Linked DNA regions of Homo sapiens: region 2 is linked to region 1. A link is a loop called in an ENCODE intact Hi-C map of the cell type or tissue named here. Cell type or tissue: psoas muscle. All regions are shown on one strand. Links, peaks and the distances in the headings refer to the core of each region. The heading gives the core; the rest is flanking DNA.

The links. Peaks named below come from ENCODE experiments on the same cell type or tissue, not always from the same donor. Only the 100,000 strongest peaks of a DNase experiment are listed, where the experiment ranks them.
Region 2: it touches region 1 in a loop (2.7-fold over the local background); 33 of 110 quality-filtered maps call a loop at or near these places.

Annotation. Positions count from the first base shown.
Region 1 is chr3:58,298,968-58,301,873 of GRCh38, reverse strand. No RefSeq gene overlaps it. Among named protein-coding and RNA genes, the nearest start is that of RPP14, 5.8 kb to the left of the region's middle. In psoas muscle, for the core only: a CTCF peak has its summit at 1,564 (motif pointing right); no DNase peak of the experiment used is centred there.
Region 2 is chr3:58,013,067-58,015,972 of GRCh38, reverse strand. All of the region lies in intron 1 of FLNB (filamin B), which reads right to left. Among named protein-coding and RNA genes, the nearest start is that of FLNB, 6.1 kb to the right of the region's middle. RefSeq lists enhancers at 316-829, 830-1,342, 1,343-1,856, 1,883-2,383. In psoas muscle, for the core only: no CTCF peak of the experiment used is centred there; a DNase peak (open chromatin) is centred at 1,552.

The sequences.
Region 1 (2,906 bases), core at 123-2,622:
TGGATTTGAAACCGGTCCAATCATCCCACAGAACTGATGCTTACGGTTTCTTTTGAGTATATGTAGAGATTGACCTTCTCATCTTAAAATTTGAGAAGTTACATTTGTCTTATCTGAGTTCCTTTCTCAGTAAACCAACCATGAGGCTTCCCAGGTAGTATCAAGGAGCTGAAACTCACCAGATCACTGCATTTGGACAATGACAGTCCAGACCCTTCACCCTTCATGACTGCCTGTCTCCCACGACCTGCTTTCTGTTGACCAACTCCCCTTCCTTATCCTTCCCTGATTCCTGTTTTCCTGCATTTGTTATATTTCTGCTGTATAAACTCCTAATTTTAGTCAGTCAGGGAGATGGATTTGAGACTGATCTCCCATGTCCACAGCAGCAGCTCTCAAAGAAAGCCTTCTTCCCTGGCAATATTCATTGTTTCAGTGATTAGCTTTCTCTTTGGTGAGCAGCAGGACCTAGAAGCAACACTTGGTGTTTCAGTAACAGATTCAGCTGAGTCTAGCCTCAGCTGGATCCCATGGGGAGTCCTGGAGCATAAATGATACTAAGGAAGCTTCTAGGCTTTGAGGCAAGGGGGCCAAGCCTTCTATAGGTGTCATTGGCTGCTACCTATAGGGTTGCCAGATTTAGCAAATAAAAATATAGGATAGGCCAGGCACGGCGGCTCATGTCTGTAATCACAGTGCTTTTGGAGGCTGAGGCAGGAGGATTGCTTGAACCCAGGAGTTCTTACCCGTATGTATGTGTGCAAATGCACAGAAATCCCAGTGGACTGACTGATGGGGGAAGGGTGGGGCTGTGCAGAGGGTGTAAGAGACTTTCATTTTTTCAGCAATCTTTTTGTTTGATTTTTTTTTTTGAGACAGAGTTTTGTTCTTGTTGCCCAGGCTGGAGTGCAATGGCACAATCTCAGCTCACTGCAACTTCTGTCTCCCAGGTTCAAGCTATTCTCCTGCCTCAGCCTCCCAAGTAACTGGGATTACAGGCATGCACCATCACACGGGGCTAATTTGTTTTTTGTTTTTCGTTTTGTTTTGTTTTGTTTGAGTCGGAGTTTCGCTCTTGTTGCCCAGACTGGAGTGCAATGGCCCGATCTCTGCTCACCTCCACCTCCACCTCCTGGGTTCAAGCAATTCTCCTGCCTCAGCCTCCAGAGTAGCTGGGATTACAGGCATGCGCCACCACGCCTGGCTAATTTTGCATTTTTAGTAGAGACAGGGTTTCTCCATGTTGGTCAGGCTGGTCTTTAACTCCCAACCTCAGATGACCTGCCTGCCTCGGCCTCCCAAAGTGCTGGGATTACAGGAGTGAGCCACTGCGCCTGGCCTAATTTTGCATTTTTAGTAGAGACAGGGTTTCTCCATGTTGGTCAGGCTGGTCTTTAACTCCCGACCTCAGATGATCTGCCTGCCTCGGCCTCCCAAAGTGCTGGGATCAGGTGTGAGCCACCGTGCCCGGCTGTTTGATTTCTTTTAAAGTGACAGCATCATTTTGGTAACACTAATAATTATTAAATAAAAAATCAGGACCTGCTACTTACGTAGTTAGGCACAAGAGGGAGCTGTGGACCACACCTATCTTGTTTGTTTTTTCTCTGCAAAAACAAGCAAAAATACAGAATTCCCAGTTAAATTTGAGTTTCAGATAAACAATGAGTGGGACATCTTTATACTAAAAATGTATTTGTTGTTTATCTGAAATTAACATTTAACTGGGCATCCTGTATTTTATCTGGCAACACTTGGACATAAGAGGAGAAAAGGTATAGCTTCGCAGGCACCTCCAGTCATCTGAGGGTGGCTCAACTGGGCAGCCAACCCAGCAGGTGGGGGGTGGATGCAGCAGTCAGTAAAGGGGACCTGGGAAGGACATAAGCACACCCGTTTCGGGCAGGAACTCTGGGGGCAGTGCACCAGACAATGGTAAAAAAGACTAAAAGCCCTTTCCTAGACCATCAAAACCACCCCCATCACCCAGGGAACAGCAAGACAGCCTGGTCCCCTGCCCCAGCACCCACCCCTCTGCCAGCAGCTACTGGAGGACATCTTTTCTCCTTCAGTCATTCCCCTGCTTGTCTGGGGGTTATAGCTGGAGCCATGCTGTTTAACTTTGTCTCACCCAGCATTTCTGAACTGTATTTAAATGACGGAGGAAACTTTCCTTGGAAGTGATCTTAGAAATCTCCCTCCTAAAAAAATGGCTCCAGGGCCCCAGGAAGGGAGATTTTGGGGAGGGGATAACGACCCTGTAATAAAGCAGCCCGTTTCTGGAGGGGCCTTAAATCCTTTCTTCAAATTCAGAGACCTTCTCCTGGGGGTTCAAAGAGGTCCTTACAAAGAGATTTGTACCCCGTTTTCTCTGGAGGACTCTGCATCCCTGTTATAGGAACCTGAGGGCTCTGTGGGTTTGGACCTAGAAGAGCTCCAGGGAAAAGAGCAGGAGGAGTGGGCAACAGTAATGTCTAGCATAGCCCCAATTGTGTTATAAAAAAAAAATCCACAAAGCCAACCAGTTTTACACTGCTTACCCGTATGTATGTGTGCAAATGCACAGAAACCCCAATGGACTGACTGATGGGGGAAGGGTGGGGCTGTGCAGAGGGTGTAGGAGACTCTCCTTTTTTAAGCAATCTTTTTGTTTGATTTCTTTTAAAGTGACAGAGCATCATTTTGGTAACACTAATAATTATTAAATAAAAATCAGGACCTGCTACTTACATAGTTAGGCACAAGAGGGATCTATGGACCTATCTATATGCTGCGCCTTCCATGCTGGAAGAAAAAAATGCCTCCTCAGCCCACCCCCAAGGCAGGAGAGCCGGACCTAGAAAGCAGGCTCCCATCCCTTATCTGAAATCCTAAAAAAAAAAAACAACTGGAAACCAAGTATCTTC
Region 2 (2,906 bases), core at 190-2,689, 290 kb after region 1:
GCCCCTCTGACCTGAGCATCAAGACCTCTAAACTGACACACTCGTCTGCTCCTGTGTAAATGTCTGTTTGCCTGCCTAATTCTAGTCACGCTTTAGGTCTTAGCTGAAAGGTCCCTTCCTCCAGGGAACCTTCTAGATTACCCATACCCAGCCTAGGGGCAGGTGCTCCTCCTTTTCAGAGGGCTTGGCACCTAGATCCTTGCTACTTACAGCACGGTGCACAGACAGCAGGATCTGAAGCTGACTGGAAACGCAGAATCCCAGCCTACACCCCAGCACCTACTCAATCAGACCTGCATTTTTAACAAAGTCCCCAGGTGATGAGCATGGGCCTGAAGGTTTGAGCAGCTCTCCTCTGCATGGCTCTCCCTGCTTGCTTGTCTCTTCTCCTCTGAGCAGTATCTGAGGCAAGCAAAGGACATGATCCTCTCATTCCTGTTGTCCTAGCACCCAGCACAGGGCCTGGTTCAGAGATGGGCTTTCATATATTTGTTGAATGAGGAAAGGAAGAAAGGATCTTGGGAGACATCTTCATCAGACGTTCTGAACTTGGAGAAAGGGAACAGCTAACACACCAGATGACAGCAATAGGATTCCAAAAATATCTGGACTGGCCAGAGAATAGACAGAAGACAAGACAAAGTCCTGGACTTGGGTCCAAAAGCACAATATTCATAGTGATAATGACAACACTGTGCTATAACTTAACCTCATCAAATATAATGCTCCCAGCAACTCTAAGATAGCAACTATTTTGCTCTTGCATTTTATAGACAGGGAAGCAGGCACAGAAAGGTTAAAGCAGTGGACTAGAGTTGCACAGCTGGTATCAGGCAGAGTGCGGATTAGAATCCAGACAGTCTAGCTTCAGACCGAGGCCCTGAATCACTAGGCTACATCCAGTTTTGCCTAGGATATGCTACCTGGAAACTGATGTAGCAAAGTTGGCTGGGTCCGGTGGCTCACGCCTGTAATCCCAGCACTTTGGGAGGCCGAGGCAGGTGGATCACGAGGTTGGGAGTTCGAGACCAGCCTGACCAACAAGGTGAAACCCCATCTCTACTAAAAATACAAAAATTAGCCAGACATAGTGGCGCACGCCTGTAATCCCAGCTACTCAGGAGGCTGAGGCAGGAGAATTGCTTGACCCCGGGAGACAGAGGTTGCAGTGAGCCGAGATCACGCCACTGCACTCCAACCTGGGCGACAGAGCAAGACTCCATCTCAAAAAAAAAGAAAAAGAAAACGCAAGGTGACTGGCACCCTGACCATGGAGCTACTGGAGGCAGGGCCTAAAGGCTCCAGGCCCTGGGTATCTGCTCCCCTAAGGAGCAGGGCAGCCATCCTCAACTAAGCCAGCAGCCCACTCCATGGTACCTGCCTCACAGCACAAAACCAGGACCCAAGAGACACAATTTGGCTCCAAATCAAAGCCCTCCTTTAGCTCAGACTCTCCAAGAACGAAGGCGGCTGCCGACTGGCATGCTGGCTCCGCCGTTGCTGGGAGAACTCCACAGAGGCCCAACCACCATCTGGAAGTGATTTGGCCCAGAGATTCCTGAAAGGGGTGGGAGGCTGGAATGACCAGACGCCTGGAGCTCCCTGTCCAGCTTGGAAACAAAGCTGGTGTGAATGGGCCCTGGAGGCAGCCATAACATAGCAGGGGGCAGCCCCTTTCAAGGAGGTGACACCCTCTAGGCAGTCCATAGCCGTATTTTAGCAAGTAGGATCAACCTTAGCCAACCAAGCTGTTCTCCCCAGAGCGCGCTGATTTCAAATGCCCTTTCAGTGTGCAAACCTTTCCGGCATGACTTTTGAGATTATTAAACAGTGCCTTATTTAATTAACAGGCATTCACAGAGCACTTACTATGTACCATAAACTGTGCCAAGCACTTTAAAAATTATTAACTTGTTTAATCTTTATAACAGCCTTTTAAGAAGGTAGTTATTATCCCCATTTTAGTGATAAGGAAACCAAGGCACAGAAGTTTCTAATAGCTACTTAGTGGCAAGTGGGATTTGAACCAAGAATCCTTGCTCTTAACTACTACACAAGTGACATTGAATGCTAATGTGCCACCTTGTACATGGCCCACAACTTGTTATTAATAATTCTGACAAAGCATGCTACTTTGCTACTTTTTTTTGAGATGGAGTTTTGCTCCTGTTGCCCAAGCTGGAGTGCAATGGCATGATCTCAGCTCAACACAGCCTCTGCCCTTGGATTCAAGCTATTGTCCTGCCTCAGCCTCCCACGTAGCTGGGATTACAGGCATGCACCACCACGGCCATCTAATTTTGTATTTTTAGTAGAGATGGGGTTTCTCCATGTTGGTCAGGCTGGTCTCAAACTCCAGACCTCAGGTGATCCACCCACCTTGGCCTCCCAGGGTGCTGGGATTACAGGCATGAGCCACCACGTCCGGCCAACTTTGCTACTTTTTAAGCACTCTCTGTACTACCCAAAAGACATGCTGGCATCTGCTAGACATGCAAGAAAGAGCAGAACTTAAGGTTATTTGGAAATTATTTTGGTAGTAGTAGCACAAAAGGGAGAGGAAGGAAAAGGAGCTGACTGGACCAGTGACCCACCACCCTGGAAGCTGCCTAGTGACCCGAAGTCTTGGGAACACGCACCCTGCCTGCTCTGGCGCTGGCCTGGTTTAAGTCAGTCAAGTAAACTTTAGGGTTAGACCACATCCTCTGAAAAGGAAACAATTCCTTTCTCTAAAGGCCCAAAACAAAACACACCACCCAAACTTCTAGGCCTTGATCATCATTCTTGGGCTGAGAGACCCCTTTTCCTCCCAGCTGGCTGGACTGCCCCATGTCAGAAAGGTTTTTGGAAAAACAAGTAAATAAAACTGCCAACTCCTGGCAAACAGCTGGAATTAAAGACACTGA